5 separate regions of the Homo sapiens genome follow, and regions 1, 2, 4 and 5 are each linked to region 3. Evidence: chromatin loops called from intact Hi-C (ENCODE). Cell type or tissue: natural killer cell. All regions are shown on one strand. Region 1 overlaps PIP4K2A (phosphatidylinositol-5-phosphate 4-kinase type 2 alpha). Region 2 has its middle 14 kb from the start of ARMC3. Region 3 overlaps PIP4K2A (phosphatidylinositol-5-phosphate 4-kinase type 2 alpha). Region 4 overlaps PIP4K2A (phosphatidylinositol-5-phosphate 4-kinase type 2 alpha). Region 5 overlaps PIP4K2A (phosphatidylinositol-5-phosphate 4-kinase type 2 alpha).

Region 1 (5,000 bases), 85 kb after region 3:
ATGAGCCACACGTACCAGGAACTCAAGTGGCAGAAGGATTTAACTACATTCTTTACTAACATCCTGGATGAGAGGGTATTTTCCCTCTGTCATGAATGACAATAAAAAGGCTAGCATACATCCCTAGTCCTTTTCAGTTAAGTAACACTGCGTAAAAAACACCCCAAAACTTCATGGCTTAAAACCACTGCCATTTTATTGGCTCATAATGACATGGGTCAAGAACTCAAGGAGGCTCAACATTGTGTTCCTGCGACAGCTCAGCGAGGGCTGGTGATCCAAGGTGACCCTACACATGTATTGAGGTCTTGGTGATGTTGTTCAAAGAGTGAAGGACATGCCATCCCAAAATATGCCGGATTTTTATATTGATTAGTGTGAGCTGAAAACACTGAAAAAGTTGTAGATTCCAACTTGACCCCAACAAGCCAGGTGACCTGGGTCTTCCTGCATGTAGCAAGCCACAAAGATTCCTTTGGGAGGGGCCCCTCACCTATTCAGGCGAGAAAATAGCCCTTATCCCAGAGACTAGGGTTTGGAAGATGCAACTAACCTGAATAAGGAAATTTCTGGAAGTAGCCCTTATCTTCTACCTGTTTTATACTCCCCATGTATCCTCCCAGTGACTCCCCTAGAAATGTACTGCCCCAGATTTTTTCTTGTCATTTCTTCTCAAATGTATCGTTCTCAGCATAAAAGTGTCTTGCTTTGGCCAATTCCTTTGGATTTCACTCTTTTAAAGATTCCCAGGTGCAAGTAACACTAAGAAAATTTGTATTCCTTTCTCCTATTAATCTGCCTGATGTCAACCTGACTTCTAGATCCAGCTGAAGAGCCCACTAAGAGCTAAAGGGAGGTTGGAGGGGACCTCTGTCTCCCCTACACTGTCAGCTAGGCCTTCTGAGCCACCTGGCTTCTCAAGACCTGGCTTCTCAGCCAGACACAGTGGCTCATGCCTGTAATCCCATCACCTTGAGAGGCCCAGGCAGGAGGACTGTTTAAGTTTCAGAGTTTGAGACCAGCCTTGGCAACACAGTGAGACCTTGTCTCTTCAAAAAATTTTAAAAATTAGCCAGGTGTGGTGGCATGCACCTGTGGTCCCACATACTCAAGAGGCTGAGGTAGGAGGATGCCTTGAGCCTGGGGGGTAGAGGCTGCATTGAGCCATGATGGCGCCACTGTACTCTAGCCTGTGTGACAGAGCAAGACCCTATTTCTAAAAAAAAATAAAATAAATAAAATTAAATTAAAATTAAAAAATAAAACGCAGGAAAAGAGGTGAAAACTCCTAATTTCAGCTACCAGCAATATTTTACTGTAGCAGAAACTGACTAACTTTCCCTGCAAGGGTTAGACAGTAAATAATTCTAGGCTCTGCGGGCCACACAGTCTCTGTCACAATGACTCACCTCTGCTGTTTGAGCAGCTACAAACTGGCAAACAAATGAGTGTGGCTCTGTTCCAATCAAACTTATCTACAGACACTGAAATTTGAATTTCATAGAATTTTCACATTATGAAATACTTTTTTAGAAAACCATTTTTTTTTTTGTACATACGTAAAAACTATCCTTAGTTCGTGGCCACACAAAAACAAGCAGCGGGCCAGATCTGGCCCACAAGCCATAGTCTGCCAACTCCTGTGCTATAGTTAATTCAAGATATAAAAATGCTCAAAGAGGAGTACTCTGTTGCATACCTTATCCACAAATCCACACACCATCCCTGTGTAGAGAGCACACAACCCTTAGCTACTGAATTTTTCACTGTCCTCAAACTGTTCTACTTAAGAGCCAAAGTTACTTTTCATTAAACTTTTCTCAGTATTTCAACTACTGTTTCTTTTTAACCTAGCAACTATCAGGCCTACTCATTTCCTCTGCCAGGAGGCAATGGTAGCCCTCAAACCTCAAGTATGCACACCTTGCCTTTATTTTCTAGAAAAGGCCAGCAATCTAAAAATTAGGAAACCACCCTGTTCTGATCATGCTATTCCTAATATAGTGTTTTATTTTACTGATAAAACAAAGCATTGCTGACTTACAAATTATTGGACAGTAACAGTGTCCATGAACCTAAAAAAAAAGTGCCATCAACTTGACACTTGAGAGTTTAGCTAACAAAGTACACAAAGAACAAACCACATGGTTGGTGCTCCGTGGTGGGGGTGGCAGAAGCAGGAACCCGCTGACAAGCACATCACAGGCCCTCCAAAACCTCAGAGTATCTGTTCTTCCATTAAACCTGCCTCACTTGTGAATTCCTCCAGACTGAGCCAGTCTGAACTTGGCTCCTAGACTCTCTACTCAGGGAGGGAGAACTAGAACCTGAGGTTAGTCAGGTTCACACACCACATTAACCCTTGCTGGGAACACTTGGTAATTGCAACAGGATCTGAAGAGACACAGATGGTCCAGTCATCTTTACATATGCATCATTTGCGTCTGAAAATCCTGGCACTACCCATGACCTTGGGAATGAACAATGTGCGGTCATCTACCATGTCACCTGCTGTCTTCTTTACAACAAGACTGATCTTTCAGATCCTTCTTTATTTTTGCGTAGCTGAGGCCATTTCTGAAGCCAAAAAGAAAAGAAAAAGAAAAACAACAACAACAACAACAACAACAAAAACAGCTGACACGACAGTACAGTATAAATAAAAATGAAGAAACTTTATGTTGGATCAAGCTGATAAATTACTGTTCAACCAGCAGCCTCTCTAGCAAGGGCAGCTATCTGAGCTGAAGACACCTGGACTGCTCTCTGACTCAACTCTTATGAGTTCTGCTCATACCACCGAGTCAAGGCTTTAACAGTATTTGCATTTGCCGTTTTTCACTGTGATCTTAAGTCACAGTTTTTCACAGTGATCCTAAGTCTTCCATGCTGTGGTACAGACCCCAAGTTTTCGCAACTCAGAGGTGGGCCAAGTGCAAGGGGACCTGAGTCAGAGCCAGGTTTGATCCTGACCGCAGAGCTGACAGTGTGGACTTAGCCGAGTCACTTACTCTGATCTGTTTGCTCATCTGTCAAATGTGAATAATGACTTGTCCCCAGCCTTCTCCTCAGTGCTGGGTACAGGTCAGGTGAGATGACAAAGGTGAAACTGCTTTGTCAACTGTCGAAAACAAGTTATTTTCTTCTTCCATTAACTTTCCCCCTCAAGCAGCAACTGCTTTCTTCTGTTCCCTTCTGCAGGGTTTGATAAAGAAGTCTGTTGAGCACGTGTTTATCATGGTTTTTAATCACAGCTTCATCTTTCCAGACTGCAGCGTCCCTCCTGACTGTAATTTCTTCTCATGGTTTGGTACCTCTTTCAGTCGCCCCTCCCTTAGCCTTTCCCAGTCTCTCTTGTAGCTTTCCTACCAAGCAGTTCACACACACACACACACACACACACACACACACACACACAATTCAAAGTGTGTCAGATCTTGAAATATTTTCTTTATATCTCTCCTGGAATCGCCCAGCGCTTCCTTGCCCGGAACGTTCCTGGCTACAATAAGCACCACATCGGCCAAATACCCATTAGAAACTGAATGATTCCTATCTGAAATACTCACAAGAAGCCTGGAGCCCATTACTTTGTGTGTAGAATGTAGTCTTTTTCCCCCCCTTAAATGCATTACCTCACATCTGTCTGTATTACAATTTAGTATGCCAACTTCCCCACTCACAGTTTCAGGCCTGTGGCAAACCATCTTTCAGTTTATTTTCCCCACTGGCTTGCTGTTTTATGACTTAAAAATACTTGAGAGCAAAATGTAAATTTAGGCAATCTCAAAGACATTACTGATTGGGTCGTTTTAATTAAAAACCAGCATTAGTATCTGTGGTACTAACAGTTAATACTAGGTACGCTTTGTCTGAATCCCTTATTTTTTCTTTGATTGCCACTGCCTCTACTTCTTTTGCCAAAGAAAGTTGTTTAAAAAACTTTTAAGCTTATATTCCTTCTGCCAAAAGCTAACACACAATGTGTTTTATCATTATTCTTTGTAATGCGCTTGTTTCATTATACTGTTTCTTATACATATATGTTCATAATTTTTAAAAATATACCTATTGGCTTTCCTTGTCCTCTTAAAAATATTCCCTACCTCAAACAAAACATTCTATTAGTGAAACATAATTTGTCTATCAGAAAACCTGACACACCTTCCAATGTCCAGTATCAGCTCGAGCTCCCTGGCATCAAAACAATCCCTGGTCTATAGGATGCCACCCACTAAAAATCTTTCCAGTGTCTCAGGCATATGGCAAAGTGGCCATTTGTAAATTACCCTGGAGTTCCTTGAACACTTCTGTGAAAATGCACAGCCCATGACTGTTGCTTCCCAGCATGTCACCGCCCTGCCAAGTCATCTGAAGTTGTGCTTTGGTGGGTCCTTATAGCACTGCTTATGGACATCTTGTCCACAGCTGTCCGATACACAGCTGCTTCACTTTTGTGTTCCTGACCATTTCGGCAAGTGTCCAGCTAGTAAAACAGGGTGCTAGTAAGGGTTATTTTTACACCTGTGGAACCCGTGCAATAACAGAAACCGCATTACTGGTGACACTCTTGTCATTTAATTTCAACCACAGTAGATCTGCCATGTATATATTTTTTCAAGAAGTCTAATGTTTACATTTTCAATAGGACTTTGATTCTGAAAATGGTTCTGCTTGAATTGAGTATTTAAAGTTATGAGATAAGAAGTACAACTTATAATTACACAGCATAAGAGATTATATCCAGATAATTTTTAAAAGGAGTTTAAGAGTCCCAGTGTATACTCTTCAACTGATTTTATTAAACAATGTTTTGGACATTTAGCATCAAGTCATACTATTAATGAATCATAATACTAAAAAATTTCAGAAGAGAGGCGAATCATTAAGACAATTTTCCTTGTGAAATTTTGGTCATGACAGAATCAAAATCTCAGGGTTAAGAAAGTGAAAAGGGTTGGGCACAGTGGCTTGCACCTGTGATCCCAGCTCTTTGGGAG
Region 2 (5,000 bases), 320 kb after region 3:
CTTCTAAATGCAGGCCATAGGATCCTCTCTAATCAGGGTGGTAGTCACCACATGTTACTGGAAAGACTCAAGCCCAGACTTCCTTTTCTAGCAGTAATCTTGTATCATCTTGATCAAGCCAAAATCTCTGGCCCAGTTTGGCCAGAAAACCCTAGAGAGATCAGACCCAGGATCCTGGCCTCAGTAGTTCCACATGCTGTAGGATTACCTTACAGCTCACAACAGGCAAAAAGAAGAGCTCTTTGATCCATTCCCTCTACTTTCAACACACTGGCCTTCTTGGGGGAGCCTCTCAACCACATTCTATTCAGTATAGTTTATTCTGGTGATTTGGAACTGGGTTTTAGATTAACCTAGTTCTTCTCAGTTCAGGGGATCCTTTCTTAAACCAGCACAGTTACTCTGGTTTTTGTTTGTTTGTTTTTTAAGACAAACTAAATGTCAGAAGCCAACCTAGGGGAACCACTTTTTACCTAGACGTTGCTCTGACAGGAGTACCTACTGTTTATCCACCAGTATGAATTACACATTCCAGGTAGAAGAATTTCTTCCACCACTGGAATAAGCCATTTTGGAGCATCCCTCACAGAAGATGTTATCTCAAAGGGGTAGGTTGTCTCAGACATCTGTTTTTACTCTTTTTCTAAGCGAAATGTACCCTATTTTATCTTAAACTTCACAACCACTAGCAAACAAGCTGCTATCTCCACAATGCAAATTACAGAAACCAAGTTCAGAGTCAAAAGAATGTAAAAACTTGTCTAAGAAGTAAATGATTGCTACTTAAGGACCTCGTCCACTAAGTTAAGCTGATTTTAAAGGCCCGGAGTCAAGTACACAATGAGCCTTATTTACTTTGAAACTCTATCATTCAGGCTTTTAAATGATCTTTTTTATAGAGTGGCTGCCTCTCGTCTGAGGGGATCTTATTTTTCGCTGTGGGCACTTGGTAGTGTTACCCTTCTGAATAGCCAACAGGACTTCCCACTGTTTCATGACCATTTGCAGAGCAGTGTCAGTCTTTGGAGCCATTAATTTTTTTTTTTTCTCCTCGGTACAAGAATACAAACACTCTGAAATTGTGCCAAGATTTCGCTTCCCCCATAGCATGAGGTAAAGAGGATTTACAGGCAAAGAGCGCCCTTGAACGGCAGCCAACAAAGCAGATAACTTTTAAATAACACAGTGTGGTGGAAGAAACTGCCTTGTGGCAATCTACTGTTGAGAGAAATAGCAACTATTTATGGTACATATTGGCATATGTATGCTTAAGCTCTAGAAACGGTGAAAGGTTACCACACTGTTTATAGCTTTCCTTACATAGGTAACACTGAACTGAATGTTAAAGAAAACAGAAGTCTTTACATTTTTATTATTTATCTTCGACTAATTTCAGTTGATTTACAACAATAAACCATATGACTAATTCAATTTGGATGGAAATGAATTCAAAGACTGCATTAAAAGGAACATATTGTGATCATCTACCTAGTATTGTACAGATGTACCCTTTCACTTGAGGCAAATTTAGATTTCAAAAGTAGATAAACAATAGATAATTGCTTTCTTTACTGAAGAGTTATCTTAGTTCAGGTTGCTATAACAAATACAAGTGCATTAAACAACACACATTTATTTCTCACAGTTTTGGAGGCTGAGAAGTGCAAGATCGAGGTGTGAGCAGATTCAATATCTGGTGACGGTTCTCTTCCTGGTTTGCACACAGCTGCCTTCTTCATGTATCCTCATGTTGCAGAGACAGAGCTCATGTTTTTTCCTCTTAAGGGCAGTAATCACATTATGAGGGCCTTACTCTAGTGACCTAATATAATCCTAATTATCTCCCAAAGGCCCCACCTCTAAATACCATCGCATTGGGGATTAAGGATTCTACATATAAATTTTGGGGGGACACTAACTTTCAGTCCCTAGTAAAGGTTCTTTGCTTTTTGTCTGTGAAGTAATTCATTCTCAGATTTCTCTAAATAGTAAACTCTCTTACTGTTCTCAAAGTATAATTAGATTTCAAAAATTCTTTTTTTAAAAAATCTATTTTCTAGAACATATCTACTGAGTCAAATGAAGTTTTTTTGTGCTAAGACTCTCGGGTTGCTAAAAATGGGAGAGCTGATACTATCATGTGGTTTAATTAGTTTCTGACACTAACAGCACCAAAGGACTTGTGGGTAGCGCATGGGAGATAAAACGTCATCTAGGCATGGAAATAGATATGTTGACTATGACACAATCTAGGGGAGAAAGATGCTGAGTCTGAAGGTCCATAATAACTTAGATGCAGCAAGAGTGTTTTCTGGGGTGGGGTGGGAAAATCCATCATGATTTCTTACCTCTTCTAGTCCTAGTTTACGTTCACCTACAACTATAACATTGCGAAATTAACACGAATTAACATAGTTAACTTCCTGCTCAAATACTTCAATATCAGGAAAGAAAATTGGCTGATTTAGGGAAGGTAAGACCAAGTTTCATTAAAAATTACATAAAAGACACATTTTATGATCTCTGCATGTATGGATAATGCCAACTTACTAGACTAGGACTGTTGGGAACAAAATTCTGTAGATCCAGCCAGGAACTTAATGGTGGTCGGTAAGGCTTTAGATGAGTGCCTCTCAAACTTTTTCACACCAAGATACTTACAGAAAATGACAATATTTGTAAGTCACACTGAGCCTTCCAGTCAAACTGGGAGAGATTTGGGGAAGTCAATAGGTTAGAGTGCAGTGGCACTATCACAGCGCACTGCAGCCTCAAACACCTGGGCTCAAGTGAACCTCCTGCCTCAGCCTCCCAAGTAGCTAGGACTATGGATACAGTAATTTCTCAACAAAATCTTACATATTCTTGATAGTCACCTTGCTCACTCCAGCCTGGGCAACAGAGCAAGACCCTGTCTCTGAAAACAAAAAAATAAAAGAAAATAAATTACATGCTACAGGTTCAAGTTGTAAATGAGATATTGTGTGTGGGGGTGTGTGTGTGTGTGTGTGTAAAATACTTGCAGGGGCAAAGCCAATGATCTCATTTAAAGATGTGAAGCTATTTATATTATGAAATCAGTATTTAATATATCCACAGTAATTTTTATTTCATTTTCTTTATCATAAATATATAACAAAGAATATTCACTTTTTTTACTAAGGTGATTTTGTCAGAGACTACACAAGTAGATGTAAAAAGTAGCATATTCTTGCTTTGTCTTTAATGAATTAAAACTGCTTTCTTGCTCTTATCAGATCATTTCTTCTCTGACCTTTTAAAATCATATTTCATAGGCTTATCACTTTTAAACACAACTCCTTTCTTTGACAAATGCAACATTGAAATAGTTTGTGATAACAAATGGTTTTGAATCTTTTAAAATGTTTTCTTATTATTTCAAAATTTTAATAAAGTGCTTCTTCCAGCAAAAATAGATACAGCTTTACTGGTCTTTCTAACTCTTTAGCACACAAAGTCCAACACTTACTAAAACATCAGTAGTGATTTCTTAAGTCCATGGATATTGACAGTGCACATTACTGTATTTCTTGTGGTCCTTCCAAACTTGGATCATGTGTATTAAAATGCTTGAAAATGTTAGTTAACACATTTTTTTAAGCTTACAACTAATCTTCGACTCTGTAAAGTAAGAATAATTTATACTCACATAAATTTTAATTGTTATTTGAGCTCAGCTATTCTTAACAAAAAATTTCATTGGTTATACTCTGTGCTATGAACCAGGAAAGAGTGTTTTTTTGATCTTAATTCTTTGCATAGAGCTGAAAACAGATATGACTACAGTGGCTTGGATTCGCTATCTTGAGAATATCATTTAATGTGGACTATAGATGCATGGAAAAAGTTTTACACTAACATTTATGTGTAATTAAAATGATGGATTCTTTTACTCATAGTATTTGAAATGAACTTTTTATGTAAAGCCGCTAACTACTATGAAAGCAGTATCACACCCATTTAAACAGTGTTTCTAGTGTATTTTATTTCTTCTGACATATTCATATAGTACTTTAAGTATCTTATTTCAAGAACTTTGTTTTGGTAACTCTTTGTAAGACAGATAATGTTTTTTTCCAAGCATTTCTCTTTAGGCAGTCTTAACTAGATTTATTAACTGCACGTTACTAGAAATGTCCATAGAGTCATCAGTCTTTGTTTGATTTAAATATTTTCTAGAGTAGTGCTTCCTCTGTGTCACCTCACATCATAAATGCATCTACTAATGGTACTATATAAAAGTGACATCTTTTCTATGACTTTGCCTTGCTGTTCTCAAATTTTCACATAGGCTGTTAAATTGAATGATTCTGCAATTACACATGGAACTTGGCTTTAGCTATGAAATTGAACTTAATGTAATACTGTTGAATCTGATTTCACAAGAGAATTTTGTTTCTTATTTTGAACTTGCACATGCTTTAAGAAGTTCAAAGCTTTTTCTCTTTGAGATATAAATTTTGTGGGGTGGAGCTGGCCTGATTTGCTAGGCACTATTGTTTCACTTGATAACTTTTCCAAGACAAAAAAAAAAAAAATTAGCCTAATTAGGGTGAGGAAGAGAAAAATTAGTGAACTTAAATGCCAAACCAAGATTATCCTCATTATTCTGCTTGAAAGTGACTTAAGCTTCCTGATCTCTTGGCTTTCTTGGTTGACCATTTCTGCAATATTATTTTGAAATTCTTCTCTCTGGCCAAGTGCGGTGGCTCATGCCTGTAATCCCAGCACTTTGGGAGGCTGAGGTGGGCGGATCATGAGGTGTGGAGTTTGAGACCATCCTGGCCAACATGGTGAAACCCAATCTCCACTAAAAATACAAAAAACGAGCCAGGCGTGGTGGCATGTGCCTGTAGTCCCAGCTACTCGGGAGGCTGAGGCAGGAGAATCGCTTGAACCTGGGAGGCGGAGGTTGCAGTGAACCCAGATCGCGCCACTGCACTCCAGCCTGGCAACAGAGCGAGACTCCGTCTCAAAAA
Region 3 (5,000 bases):
GGAGCCAAGCAATGTGCCTAAGATTCCTGTCTAAAGCTTTCTATGAACTAACCAAAAAGGGCGATTTACAAAGATAAGACTAAACTTCTGTCATCATAATCATAGACTTTTTGTAGCCTTTAAAATAAAGTAAAATTGTTTATGTATTTTTATTATCATTTACTTTCTTGCCTTCTTCCAAGGCATGCAGCAGACATGTGTTTTTAAAGGCAGCACAGTGGCTCATGCCTGTAGTCTCAGCGCTTTGGGGGCTGAGGTGGGCGGATCACTTGAGGCCAGGAGTTCGAGACCAGCCTGGGCAACGTGGTGAAACCCGGTCTCCACTAAAAATACAAAAATCAGCCAGGTGTGGTGGTGCATGCCTGTAATTCCAGCTACTTGGGAGGCTGAGGCACGAGAATTGTTTGAACCTGGGAGGCAGAGATTGCAATGAGCCGAGATCACACCACCGCACTCCAACCTGAGCAGCACAGGGTAATGGTGAGGGCACTGGTCTGAGATCTAGAACATTCATCAGTTCTTGTAGATTGCATTTAGTCTCTTTGAGCCTTAGTTTCCGGGTCTATGAAGTGATGGAAAATAAGCTTGGGGAGAGAACAGGCTGAATTAGACCTCTACCTTGGATCTTTTATGACTCTAAAAATGGATTTACTCAGCCGGGCGCAGTGGGGCACGCCTGTAATCCCAGCACTTTGGGAGGCCAAGGCGGGCAGATCACCTGAGGCTGGGAGTTCGAGACTAGCCTGACCAACATGGAGAAGCCCCGTCTCTACTAAAAATACAAAATTATGCAGGCGTGGTGGGGCATGCCTGTAATCCCAGCTACTCGGGAGGCTGAGGCAGGAGAATCGCTTGAACCTGGGAGGCGGAGGCTGCAGTGAGCTGAGATTGTGCCATTGCACTCCAGCCTGGGCAACAAGAGCAAAACTCCGTCTCAAAAAAAAAAAAAAAAAAAAGGATTTACTCGAAGACTCGACTCGTTGCTCTAGGAAATGCTGTAAAGCATGGGCCTCGGAAGGTGACTCAGGACAACCGTCCCAAGAAACAGAGTCCGATCAGAAGACAGTACAACCATCATCTCAGCAGGGGCCTAATGATGGTTTAGGACACCTGGGCTGAGATGAAAGAGAACATGCAGTGAAAATAACACTTCACAGATTCCAGATGTATTCAGGACAACGTCAGCTAGAACGAGCACATGAGCTCAGGGAAGGAGGTCTTATATCTTCAACACAGTCACTGTGCTGCCTCAAAACAGTCTATCTACTGACACTGAATAAGAAACTCCTCAGTGTGCTTTGTTTTGTTGCAAAGGAAAAAGGAATCACAGCATGATGTTGGATGCTTGGACAAGTTGGGAGGCCCTTGATGGAAACAGAGCTTGGGAGTGACCTTCAGGTGCCCCCGAGGGGTCCCTCCATGTATAAATAAACCTCAAAGAGCATTAGAGTTGGAAGCAACCTTGGAGATGATTCCAAACCACTCAATATACAGATAAGAAAACAGACCCAGAGAGCAGAAATGACTTGCCCAACTCAGTTCTCCAACATCAGGTGGGCTGGTGTACATGGAGGGCCCTGCAGGGGCCCTGCCCAGAGCCTCCATCTCCCCCTGCCGTGCTGCTTCCCTGCCTGGGCTCCAGAGTATGGTGGGCATTATGAAGGGACAGTCATTTTTCTATAGTGACATACACCTTCTAATGCCAATTTAGAGTGTGAGCCAGCTGGCACAAAACCAAACCTGTCTTCAGGTTTTCGATTTTGCCAAGTAAAGTGTGTAGAAAATATCAGTAACAGCCACAGTGCTAATGCAGTCCGGAGTCTGTTATTTACACTTTTATTAACATGTGTACAAAGCTATCTGAACTCATTCTAGGACTGTTCATTACTTTACATTAACTGAGTAGGAAGAGTAGGAGCTGTCTTCTCTCCACGCAGGAGCTGAGACAGATGTGTTTGTGGAATAAGCCTTTGGGACAGGAAGACCGTGCTGCTGAGCCCTGGGCCCAGAGTCAGGCACTCACACAGCGTAACACAGGGCTGAAGGAGGACCAGCACTTAGCATTTCCTGTGAGTCCTGTTGACTGTGGTGACGATGTCAACCCTAAGAATTCTTCACATTTCTGACCATGTGGCACACTGCATCATGTCTATTTAAATTAGTTTATGTGGTCTGAGAATTGTCGGAGGTTCTTGTTTTCCTCCTGTCACTGGTTTCTGCCTTTAGAAGACTGTCCCATCCACTTTCTCTGCTTACAACTCCACAGATTTTCTTCACAAAGAATGCCAAAGTTGAAAGGAGCAATCTTTTATACTGGGAGTGCTGAATTCTGGGTTACTCTATATTCTATATGCACTCTCTATACTACTAAGCTGGGAGGATTAAAAAAAACGAGAAGGGAAAAAAAGAAATTAAGATGAAATTTGCAAGTTAAGACCAGCTCTGCATGGAAAAAAAAAAAGCCTAGCAGAAGACACCATTTAGAAAAATTCTTTCTCTTCTCAATCACCTAATTTAAAAGGGCAAATCTGAGATGAAGCTGATCCTACCTAAGGCCTTAAAAACACCCTTTAGAGGGCTGGTTTAGTCCTCTTCATCTCCAAAGTAAAATATTCACTTTCTGGAACACTTACCCTTATCTACCTGTCTGTCTTCAGGAGAAAGCAGCCAGATAAAATTACCCAGTGAAATCCACCCAGGCTTTGGAGAGATCTACTCTCATTAAAAATCAAATTCCTTGTCATGGACACACTTGGAGAGTTATATGGTCTGCAATAAAGTGACATTATTTAAATTCAAAATTGGGGGCTGGGCACAGTGGCTAATGCCTGTAATCCTAGCACTTTTGGAGGCTGAGGTGGGAAGATCACTTGAGGCCAGGAGTTTGGGACCAGCCTGGGCAGCATAGTAAGGCTCTGTGTCTACATAGCATTAAAAAATTAGCCGGATGTGGTGGTGCGTGCCTGTAGTTCTAGCTATAAGGAAGGCTGAGGTTGGAGGATCACTTGAGCTGAGGAGTTCGAGGCTGCAGCGAGCCATGATTGTACCACTGCACTCCAGCCTAGTTGACAGACAGAGACTCTGTTAAAAAATAAAAACAAACAGACAAAATTGGGGATTCTGCACCTATCAGTTCAAAAGTGACAGTAAGTTATTTCCTAAAGGCCTCAATAATAACTTACATGTTAAAAGGAGAATTTAAAATTTCACAAGGAAGTTTCAGATTGAAAATTCCCAGCCCACAAGGTCTTCCTTCTATTGCTGGCCCCTGCTCACTTCCCTGTGACCTCTCAAACCAGACATGGGCAAAGGACATAGATGACGACAAAACAGAATGGACCCAGGAAGCAGCCTCAGAGTGTCAGGGTGATCCATCTCAACAGCAATGGGCTGAAGTCAGGGCTTTGCGTCCTCCCTCCAACTCACCCTTCCCACCTCCCTTACTCTGTTATCTGATTATCTGCAAAGAAAGACAGCTGGACTTAATGGTCTCTAAGCTTCCTGCTCATTCTTCTAATTATTATTCTGCTGTCAGTTTGTAGAGACTTAGGGAATGGACGATGATTTACTATTAGTTTATGGGAAAAAAATCTAATAATCAACATGCACAAACTGCAAAAATACACTTTCTTCATTGGCTATTCCTTTTCTTCTTTCTATACATTTGATAGTTTCATATTATAAATTACGAAATTAGTTAAAGTCACCTGTTCTAAATAAAAATACTGATACCATAACCCATCCCAAAAAAACAACAACAGCCAAAATCAACTTTGGGAAAAACTGTCTCTTATCGAATAAATTAAACTAGTTTCAACCTTTTGGGAAAAAAACGTCTCTTACTGAATAAATTAAACGAGTTTCAAACTCCAAGCATTCTTCTTCCTTGAGATATGACTCACATATCATATGACTCACCTATTTAAAGTATACAACTCAACAGTTTTTAATGTTTTCACCAAATCATGCAACCATGACCACAATCATTTTTAGAGCATTTTCATGACTCCAAAAAGAAACCTGAACCTATCTGCAATCACTCCCATTCCTTCCCCTATCCCCCAGCCTAGAAAGGCCACTGATCTTTGTCTCTATATATCTGCCCATTCTGGACATTTCATATGGATGTAACCATACATTACACAGGTGTTTGTGACTGGCCCAAACATTGATCTTTCAAGTGCCCTAGCCTAGACACACTCATCCACCATGAGGCTGTCTCTGGATGAGTGAGGTGACCTGGCAAGTGCTCTCTACTCAGGCCAGCACCCATACACGATTGCAGTGGACACATCACAGCCAATAAATGTTGCTTCTAAGTTTGCTCCTAGCATAGGGAGCTAGAGAAAAACGAACAGTTGGACAAACATTCAAGTTCTAGGGCAAAGCTGTATGATGCAGGGCAGGTAAGAGTATGACAATTTAGTTCATTTTCGCCTATTTTGCAACGTGGTGAATAAATGTACTTTTCCCATAGCCAAATACCTTTCCTACCTTACACTATCCTAGCTCAAACCACAAAAGCTGTTTGAGGCTCTGGTGCTATCTCGGTCCTCTCAACAGCAAATAAAGGAAGGCAATGATAGATGAAGCTCCCTCTGTAATGCCTTTTTACATTTATAACTGGAAATTTATTGTCCTTTCCCTTAAGAAAAGGATTAACGATGCTGTCCTTTCCCCCTTCCTCTAAACGTCTGCGCTGAAGATGTTTATTTCCGCAGTCGGAGGTCCAGGATTAGTGGAGCCCCCAGAAGGGGGAAGGAAACATAAATGTCAATTTAATTAGCTCATTCTTACCGCCAATCTTTTCTCTCTCTCATAAAAGTGTCCTCATTTAGTAACAGTTACTTTTCCCTGCATTTTTTAAACAACCAAGCATTTTGCATATTTAATTCTCTTGAACTAATCACGTAAGTCTTGTATAATTTGTTTTTTTTTTCCATTTTGATGGTCGTTTGTATACATTCTGCTAAAAATCATGTATGAAAAGTTTTCATTTT
Region 4 (5,000 bases), 69 kb after region 3:
TCTTCTAAAAAGACATTCCTAATTAGCTAAATCATAATAAATTCCTAGAGGAAGAATTACTAGGGTCAGGGGTATGCCCACTTAAGGCTCTCTCTCTCTCTCCATATATATACATATATATATATATACATATGTATATATACATATATATATATACGTATATATATATACATATATATATATACATATATATATACATATATATATATACATATATATATACATATATATACACATATATATATATACATATATATATATACATATATATACATATATATATACATATATATATATACATATATATATACACACACACACACACACACACATATATATATACACACACATACACACATACACGAACTATTGTTCAGAAAGACTATTAAATTACATTCTCATCAGCAATGTGTAACTGTTGTTTTAATTTACATGGATAACTACTGTGACTGAACATATTTATGTTTCCTGGCTATTTATATTTTTTATCTGTGGTTTTTCCTCTTCATGGTTTTTTTAATTCCATTTTCTACAGAATTACTTTTTCTTGGTGATCACACACAATAGTATGCCTTTATGCTTGCCAATTTTTCTCCATTTTTTTCTTTTGATCTTACTTATGATAAGCATTGATAAAAGAAGTTTTCGCTCTTATGTGGTTAAATCTATTAGTCTTTAAGCCCTTTGTTTTCTATTTGGTATATACATGCTTTTAAACAAAAATTCTACAATCCAAAATGTTTTACTTTTATTTTTTAATGCTAATAAATAATGTCCTAGAGTTTCAACATAAAAGAAACATTTAGCTGTATGCTTTCAGTACGAAGTACTACCACAGAGCCACAGACATCTTCTAGGTCTTAAAATATATTACATTTGAAAGTGAGAACTCTGTTTGGGTGAATTAGCAGATTTCATTAAAACTTTGAGGTTTATATTAGAATACTAATAACACAAAATGGAAAACTGGACATCATTGTTCTTTTGTCCCCCACTCCATGAAAAGTTTTATTTTCCTTTCACATTATATAAACACAGGATCCTTGAAAAAAATTCAAATAGAGAAAAATAAGGAAAAAAACATAACATTATTGTAATAGCAATACCCAAGATAACCACAATATTTTGATTTTTGTATACATATCTTTATGGATATATTTAATACATTCATATACAAACACACACACATACATTTTTACATAAATGAAAAACTGGCTCTATGATGTCTGTCTTCATCACTTTACTTTTTTCCCTCTAACCAACCTGTGACTTTCAAGCCTTAACAAGCCAAGGTGCGCAGCTTGGTTGGTATGTGTGATGACAAAAGCAACAAGAGAAATGCTTTGCGTTTTAAAAATATGAAATCCTATTACATATATTTCTCTGAATGTGCCTTTTCCTAAACTACATCATACAGATCCCTCCTACACAACTGGTCTAGCTCACTTTTAATTATATTACTTCAGAGAGTGAACGCACTATAATTTATTTAGCTGTTCCACTACTGAAGGTCATTCACTTTGTTTCCATTGTATCTTTTGAGACAGGGTCTCACTCTGTCACCCGTGCTGGAGTACAGTGGCACTATCATGGCTCATTGCAGCCTCAACCTCCTGGGCTCAAGAGATCCTCCTGCCTCAGCCTCCCAAGTAGTTGAAACTACAGAGGTGCACCACCACACCTGGCTTTTTTTTTTTTTTTTTTTTTTAAGAAAAAAGTAATGGTGTCTCACTATGTTGCCCACACTGGTCTCAAACTCTTGGGCTCAAGCAATCCTCCCACCTTGGCCTCCCAAAGTGCTGGGATTACAGATGTGAGACCACTGCACCTGGCCTGTTTCCAATGTTTAGATGCAATATACTATGATGCTATAAATATATTTATATATATAGACATACACATATATATACATACACACACAGACACATACATATATATACATATATATACACACACACAGTTTTACTAATCAGTACTTTTAGTTCTATGGGATAGATTATCAGAAGTGGGACTGTGAGATCAAAGGCCATATATATTAATTTTGATTACTATTTTCAGATGGCTTTCCAGGAATGCTATATAAACATACAACATTCTCTACAATGTCTGAAATAGGTTTCTAATAAACTTGACCAAGGAAAGGTTGCCTTGCCACCTATCTTTAGGAAAAAATCTAATACAACACATTTTAATTATTTTCCCCTAACTCCAATAAGTTTTGATGCTACTTTCATTACTCTCCTTGTTTCCCAATAATGCTTTTACCAATATTACATAGGGAAACACAGAAAAGAATACATTACACAAATTCTTCCACCATGAATTTCAAAATAAATATCTGAGAAATGTTGAGAGCTACAATGCCTTTAAAGTATATTGTATAACTTACTGATTATCAACCAGTTTTTATGATGGCCATCTAAACTCCAGGGGGAGAAAAACGTACCCTCATATAAAAGTCACGGGAGAAACCATGACCTTTCAATGCTCTTTTCCCAATCTACCAAAGAAAAGGAACAGCTTTTTATGCAGCAGGAAGGCATTAATTTAGGAAGCCTGTTTTGAAAAATTATCGATCCCAAAAGATATTATCAAATACTTAAGTAGAACCAAGGAACAGCTCTAAAATTCTACTCAGAAGGCAATTCCAAACACCCAGGCTAACACAGCCCCTGTGTCAACATCCTGCAGCTGGCTTATCATCAAATGCTTTCTTCAGCCTGCACAAACCCCAACTGCGGTTCTTCTTAAGTTCTCCCTGCACTGTTTCCGGCACCTACATTTCTTTTTTTCTTTCTGCAGGCTTCATCTGAAACAGCACTCTCCCAGTAGTCACTTGCATTTGATAAGCCCTACTACCCCTTTGCTCCCCGAACGTACATTTTCCCATTACATTTGTAGAAAGTTTTTAATAGTCCTATACCGATAGGAATAATATACCAATATAGCATCAGAACAACCAACATCCACATCTCTGCAAGAAAGTTAATCATTGGCCGATGCCATTCTATGAGGCACATGTAAAAAGGGCAGGTGAATCTATTCACTACCTGCTTAATAACAATCACTTTCCAATTAATATTAATAACTATAGCAAATAACATGGAAAGAAAAAAATACCCACATTTCCAACTCACAGACTATAACTTTGTAAAAATAATAATGTGTTGACTGGCACAGAAGTCCTTCATCAGAGTCAGAAAAATATTTGCCCTGATCATGTAAAATGCCTTATTTTGCCAGGTGAAAGTGGGTACTAACGGTTTCACATGATGCTTAAAAGAGCAAGATCTTGATCAAGTAGCAAGGAAATTAAAATAACTAGTGTTCAATTATATTCCACAAACTAGCTTTAAATTAATTTAGTTTCTCAAGTGGAAAAAAGAAAGCAACCACAGAGTTTTGATGTGTGTATTCAAACAGAGCACGTTAAGTCTTGAAATATTACATAATTTTTTATGAATACCAAATTAGAATTATGGTAGCAAACACCTTAAGATTTCACTCTAAGTCCTTTGGCTTTGAATGTGTTGCTTTCATCCAAAAGATTAAAGTGGGAAAGTAATATCTATGTGGTTTTACTCATTCTTCAACAAACTGAAGATCACTTATAAAATCGATAATCGTAAAAACAAATTTAGCACCTAACAAATGACGTGCTTCTCATGTCACATTCCATGAGATACACATTTATACACCAAGACATTAATCTGGGAGGTTATAAAATTAAAATTCTCTTAGAAAATGAATCCTTTGCCTTTATTTTTTAACTAGAAAATAGATGTCTTCCAGCTTTTCCCAGAAACTAATACTTGTAAAAAGAGGATTTTGAAAAAAACTTTGTAACAATTTTAAAAGTCCTCCAAAAAGTTTTAGAAGTAAATAATACTTTCATGATTGAAAGGACTCTTAGCCACAGAAAATCCTGAAGTTTTCAGTGAACTTCTGTGTGTGTGTGTGTGTGTGTGTGTGTGTGTGTGTGTGTGTGTGTGTGTGTAGAGAGGGGGAGGGAGGGAGACAGAGAGACAGAGAGAGAGACAGACAGAAAGACAGACAGAGTCTCACTCTATCACCCAGGCTGGACTGTAATGGCATGGTCTCGGCTCACTGCAACCTCCGCCTCCCAGGTTCAAGCAATTCACCTGCCTTAGCCTCCTGAGTAGCTGGGACTATAGGCGCGTGCTACCAATCCCAGCTGATTTTTGTATTTTTAGTAGAGACAGCGTTTTACTATGTTGGCCAGGCTGGTCTTGAACTCCTGACCTCGTGATCCGCCTGCCTTGGCCTCCCAAAGTGCTAGGATTACAGGCGTGAGCCACCACGCCCAATCTTAAGTAGTATTTTTTAAACTGGTCTTTAAAATTCCCTGCATTAAAATTTTAAAAGATTCTCTCAACGTTTCCCAGTAGGCCTTTTCATCACAGACTATCACCAACTAAAAAGACAATGGGCTGAAGTCAAAGCAAAACTAAGACCTCTCCTGGCTAAGTAGCACAGTGTTTTTTTTGTTTGTTTGTTTTTTAATGGTATGCTAGATAAACCAGATGCTTCTGGATCATATTGAAATATCATACAAAATAAAAACCCTTCATTGGCTTACAGGGTAGGCAGCTCTCAACATACAATTGGGCTGTATTTCAAAAGTAAAGCTCTAAGCTCATTATTTGGAACTCAGAATGCATTTTCCTGAAAATTCAATGTTATAAATAGAAGCTGGTTTTCTGAACTAGTCTGCAAAATTCTATATGGCCCACAATGTAAATGAAATACTATGCATGTGGATCAATGCAGAAAATACTAGAAAATATTCCTTTCCAATACACAGTCTACTAGCAACAGTAGATATTAAACCAAACAAAACACGAATGGGAATTTATATAAGAAACATGTACTTCTCTTGAAGCCTGATGCTTCAAGCAAAACATGGTTTGGGCTGTTTTTGTAAAGAAAAAATACCAAATAAGATAATTTAACAGTAAACTTTGGGGATGTTTCTTCAT
Region 5 (5,000 bases), 48 kb after region 3:
GTTACAAGAATTCTAGCCACCAGCTCGCTCCATTCCCCTCCAAAGATTGCCTAACCTGACCCAGTTGACCTGAACCTTTGCCATCCCAGGCCCCCAAATCCCTCCATGGGGCTCTCCAAGAGTCATAATTTCTCATCAGCAAAAATTAACCTAACGCTGAACCTTTATCTTTTCATGCCAGCCAAATTCTGATTGTCCCCAAGGACCACACTTCCCTTGCAGCCCCCCTCAAGTATTTTTTTCTTCTGCGCAGGAACCACAGAACCAGAAGATGGGGTAGGTGCCTTGTGCTCCTCCTGACCAATCCCACACCCCCATTCCCTCCTCCTCCCTGAAGCGGTCATCCCCTCTGAAGCACCTACCATCACATTACACCACGCCTCTGCCTCTTGGAAGGCTCCTGGCCACTTCCCCTTCCCTTGGAGGGTTTATCATCCTCCAGAACCCAGCCTGCCCCACCATCTGCAGTGCAATGGCTCTCAGTTTTTAAAACATTTCTAGCCCTAATCTCTCCACTGAATTCTAAACTCCTGCTAATCACCATCCCCAGCTGGATCTCTAACAAGCATCCCCAAAACTAAACAACACGTAAATATGAAGTCCTGTTCTCCCCTGGCCTGCAACCAGCTCCTGCTCACCCCTCCCTCTCTCAGCCAGTGGGACCTCCACGCACAGAGTAGCACCTCCATGCACAGAGTAGCTTGGGCCCAAACTCCCGGAGTTGACTCTGACTCCCCTCTCACCCTGCAGTCAAGTCTTCAGCAAATCTGTGGGCTCTTTATTCAAAACATGCCCCAAATCAGCCACTTCTCTCCACCACTGCCTCTCTCTTCAAAGCCATCAGCATGATTCTGCAGATGGCGGCAAAGCCTCCTGGGAGGTCTTGGCTTATCAGTTCCACACCTTGCAGCCCAGGGCATCCTATGCAGAACATCAAGCTAATTATTTCACATCCCTGCCCAACTCCTCTACAAGTCCTCACCTTGGCTAAACTCCTGCCTGGTTTGCCCATGGCTAGTCCGTCAGGCTTCGGTCCCCACCTCACTTCCCAGTCTCTCACCTCAAGTCTCCTCTCAAATGCCACCTTAGCAGATGGGGCTCCCCTCACCACCCTATCCAGATGGCACCCACCACTCTAATCTCCTTCCCTAGCACTTGGTAGCACCTGACCTGACAACTTACTTTGTTCATTTTTAACATTTTCTCTCCGCCTCCTAGAATGTAAGACAGGACAGTAGGGATCTAGTCTGTGTGTCTATTTTTTCCCTAGTGTGTATCTTCTAGGACCTACACTTGTGCCAGGTAATTAGTGGACAGGCCATAAATATTCAATAAATAAATGAACTAAATGAACCAACCAAGTCACCATTATTTGTTTCATGGCAACTTGCCCTAACTGGAGAAGAAAAAGAACTGCTTCGGTTAATTTCCAGATACTCCTAGAAATTCCCAATCCATAAGAGTCAGTAAATTCGCAAGACAGTTTTCTAAGACTTACTGCCTACCCCCTTCCCCCTATGCTGGGGACTTACTAAAAGAGCAAAGAAATATTAAACTATCAGGTAGAACCAAATCACTATAATTGGTCAGAATTGACTTTTAAAATACCAAAATTTTGATCTTTTAAAATTTTGATTCTCCACACTAGGTTGAAGCAACTCATTTTGAAAACGCAATTTTTTTAAATGGGTGACGATGACAAAAAAATATTAATGCTCACGTATAACACCACTAGTGTGTCTGGTTAGTTATTAAAAATGAATTAGGGCCAGCCACGATGGCTCACGCCCATAATCCCAGCACTTTGGGAGGCTGAGGTGAGGGGATTACCTGAGCCCAGGAGTTTCAGACCAGCTTGAGCAACATAGTGAGACCCTGTCTCTACAAAACATTTTAAAAATTAGCCAGCCATGGTGGCAGGACCTGTAGTCCCAGCTACTCGGGAGGCTGAGATGGAAGCATCACTTGAGCCTGGGAGTTTCAGGTTGCAATGAGATACGATTGCACCACTGTGCTCCAGTTCTGGGTAACAGAGAAAGATTCTATTTCTTTAAAAAAAAAAAAAAAAGAAAAGAAAAGAAAAGAAAGAAAAAGATTAGTTTTGAAGGAATGAAAACAAGTAGAATACTGTAAACTTTGTTAAAGTAACAAGTGGAAAATGTCTTGAAAAACATGAAGATAGTACTTAATTTTTTTTTTTTTTTCTGAGACAGGGTCTCACTCAGGGACTCAGACAGGGTCTACACTCCAAGCTGGTGAGATCTCAGCTCAGGGCTCATTGCAGCCTGGACCTCCTGGACTCAGTTGATCCTCCCACCTCAGCCTCCTGAGTAGCTGGGACTACAGGTACGAGCCAACACACCAGCTAATCTACTTATTTATTTGTATTAATTTTTTTATTTTTTGTAGAGACGGGGTCTCCCTATGTTGCCCAGGCTGGTCTGGAACTCCTGGGCTCAAGAGATCCACCGATCTTGGCGTCCCAAAGTGCTGGGATTATAGGTGTGCGCCACTGTGCCCAGCCTAATAATATAATTAACTCAGGTAAACCATTTTTAATTTCATGATCAATCTGCCTGAGAAAAGGGGTCAGCCTGGCAGTGCACAGTAACAGATGAACAAAGAAGACTACATCTGAAAGACAACTTTCCTACAGACACAAGGAAGAAAACAGGCTTCTCTGCTTTCTGTAGGCAGGTACTTTGGTCACCAAGAACCCACCTTTGGGGATGTGATGTGCCTCTCGATGAAGACATTGCTTGTCCCTAAAGTTGGCTGGAGAATGAGACAAGAGGAATAGAGAAAGGGAGATTAAGATTTCCTTGGACTTTTGTCTATAGTCTTACTTTTAAAAATAATTCTCATGGCCTTTTGCTGCATTTTTATTCTTTCCTTTCACACAAGAGAGCTTATCAACAGCTCTGACAGCTCATTTCGTATTTGGTTTCTGGTTATCTTGTACTCATCTAATAGGTGGTAGTGGTGGTTTTCAGTTCACACATTTTTCTTACAAACAGCCTTGCTCTCTGAAAAGACAGGAAGCAGACTAGTATGGATGGCAAAAAAAACACAAAAATCAAGACCACCCTTACTTCTGCTGAGAATAGTTGTTTAGAAGGCTAATTTGGTTATCAGAGAGTAAAAGCCACAGTATACAACCTGCGTTTGTAACTTGGGAGGGACACTTTGTCTTCCCTTTCTGAAGGCAAGCCAAAGTGGGCCCCAGGATCTCCAGTGGGGAGCACTGTTGTTTGCACCCACCTGTGGAGTCTGAGAGTCAGGACTGTCTTAAAGACAAAGTTTATCTAGTTAGATCCTTCTTAAGATAGGTTGGCTGATATATCCTTTTCCTTAATTACTACTTTCTATTGTATGCATATTAAGTAGAACTCTAATGCTTCCTTCAGCAAAAACTCTTCAAGACAAAACAAAACAAAAAACAAAACAAAACAAAACAAAACAAAAAAAAACAAACCAGGATGCAAGCTGACTAGGCTGTCAACCTGGCTGATCCATGGGTGTTTTCTCTCACTGAAACAAACAGAATTGTTTACTTCTACTACAAAGTTTTTTCAAAGAAAGATGGAAAGCTGCTTTTTAAATGAGGCTTTATTGCTCTCTGGCCAAAGCAGAATAGGAAATGCAAGGCTTCGTAACTACTATTATTATTACTCTCATTATTTCATGGGCTTTAAGTTGCCTATTAAAAGTGTGTATGTGTGCCCATGTGCCATTTTTGGTAGCAAGATACAGGGTAGGAGAATCAAATTCTAAGTCTCATCAGACAATTCAGTATCTAGTCTCTAAATACTGTGTGTGTGTGTGTATGTGTGTGTGTGTGTGCACGCGCGTGTGCGTGTGTTTTCAAGCTCTGTCTTAAAGCAAATATGTTAACTATTTTGTGAAAGGCTTGTGGGACCAGAGGAGGAGGCAGGGAAGCAGATAAGAAAGTGAAAGGACCGAGGTGGAGAAAAACAGGCTCTCCTGGGATTTGATGGCAGAGGCATCCCATCTTAAACACCATCAGAGAGTCATGAGATCTACACAACATGGACAACAATAACATAGGCCACAACAGTAACTCAATCTGCATTCAACAACATGGAAAAACAAAGTGACTGGTGTGATAGATGACATGAAACACTCTCCTCCCAATCAGCTATCACATCTTTGTTCCAAGTAACAAGGAAAAGGCCTCAGAAAGGTCACAGAAGACAGGATTGTGGGGACTTTCTTCACATCAGGTCCACTGGGGAAGTGGCATATTAAACCACAGTAAATGACCCAATGAAAACAGGCTACTGGCAACAAGTACATGCAAGCGACCCTTTGGGATTTTACACGGCAGAAAACTCACCATTAGCCCTGGAAGCAGAGAGCTGGGAAAAACAAAAGAAAAACAATGTGTGAAAAGAAATAAGATCTTCCAAGAAAAGCATTTAGAAGATAAAAATAAAACATCGACAACATCTCAGCCACTGGATCTCTACTTTTGTTATCTAAAGACCTTCCTGAATCCTTTCCTACGTCTACCCATTCTTCAAGGCTGTTCAGACTTTATTTCCTTCCTCCTCAAAGCCTTCCTGGAATATTCAAGCCCTGACTTATCTTCCTTCCAGTCTCTGTCCTTTCAGAGTTAACACAAAATTCACTCTGTTTAAATATACAGTTTTCTCTCTTCTTTCCTGCAAAGGTTGTATCTTAAAATATGCTAAGTAAAAAGAAAAAAAAAGTACCAAATAATGAGTGAGAATATGTACAGAAAATATTCAGACAACCAAAAAACTCAATTAAGGACGGTGTGGGGAGAGTTAATTCCTTAAGTCTGCTTAGTAGTTACTCTGTGACTCCTTTATTAGCTGACATTAAATGGCCCTCTGGTTATTACAGTATCAAAGAAGAGGAAAAGTAATCTGAAGAATATTTCTTCCATGGGACAACTTCATTATTATTCTTCAATTTTTATGAATGTCTTTGAAAATCTTTAACCACTTGTTACA

The links. Hi-C counts contacts between places; a loop is a spot of excess contacts. Peaks named below come from ENCODE experiments on the same cell type or tissue, not always from the same donor. Only the 100,000 strongest peaks of a DNase experiment are listed, where the experiment ranks them.
Region 1: a loop joins it to region 3, with 3 times the contacts of the local background. A loop is called at or near these places in 3 of 110 quality-filtered maps.
Region 2: a loop joins it to region 3, with 7 times the contacts of the local background. A loop is called at or near these places in 2 of 110 quality-filtered maps.
Region 4: a loop joins it to region 3, with 2.4 times the contacts of the local background. A loop is called at or near these places in 4 of 110 quality-filtered maps.
Region 5: it touches region 3 in a loop (2.5-fold over the local background); 4 of 110 quality-filtered maps call a loop at or near these places.

What each region holds. Positions count from the first base shown.
Region 1 is chr10:22,680,458-22,685,457 of GRCh38, forward strand. The region is part of intron 1 of PIP4K2A (phosphatidylinositol-5-phosphate 4-kinase type 2 alpha); the gene reads right to left. Among named protein-coding and RNA genes, the nearest start is that of PIP4K2A, 32 kb to the right of the region's middle. RefSeq lists enhancers at 1,907-2,026, 2,767-2,986, 3,527-3,596. In natural killer cell, no CTCF peak of the experiment used is centred here; DNase peaks (open chromatin) are centred at 1,424, 1,894, 2,194, 2,954 and 1 weaker place; H3K27ac peaks cover 4,934 bases.
Region 2 is chr10:22,911,499-22,916,498 of GRCh38, forward strand. No RefSeq gene overlaps it. Among named protein-coding and RNA genes, the nearest start is that of ARMC3, 14 kb to the right of the region's middle. In natural killer cell, no CTCF peak of the experiment used is centred here; DNase peaks (open chromatin) are centred at 1,703 and 2,193; H3K27ac peaks cover 2,239 bases.
Region 3 is chr10:22,595,270-22,600,269 of GRCh38, forward strand. The region is part of intron 3 of PIP4K2A (phosphatidylinositol-5-phosphate 4-kinase type 2 alpha); the gene reads right to left. Among named protein-coding and RNA genes, the nearest start is that of PIP4K2A, 120 kb to the right of the region's middle. RefSeq lists an enhancer at 3,856-3,905. In natural killer cell, no CTCF peak of the experiment used is centred here; DNase peaks (open chromatin) are centred at 2,082 and 3,959; H3K27ac peaks cover 4,828 bases.
Region 4 is chr10:22,663,920-22,668,919 of GRCh38, forward strand. All of the region lies in intron 1 of PIP4K2A (phosphatidylinositol-5-phosphate 4-kinase type 2 alpha), which reads right to left. Among named protein-coding and RNA genes, the nearest start is that of PIP4K2A, 48 kb to the right of the region's middle. In natural killer cell, no CTCF peak of the experiment used is centred here; DNase peaks (open chromatin) are centred at 2,732 and 3,392; H3K4me3 peaks cover 434 bases; H3K27ac peaks cover 4,319 bases.
Region 5 is chr10:22,643,498-22,648,497 of GRCh38, forward strand. The region is part of intron 1 of PIP4K2A (phosphatidylinositol-5-phosphate 4-kinase type 2 alpha); the gene reads right to left. Among named protein-coding and RNA genes, the nearest start is that of PIP4K2A, 69 kb to the right of the region's middle. In natural killer cell, no CTCF peak of the experiment used is centred here; DNase peaks (open chromatin) are centred at 2,984 and 3,854; H3K27ac peaks cover 5,000 bases.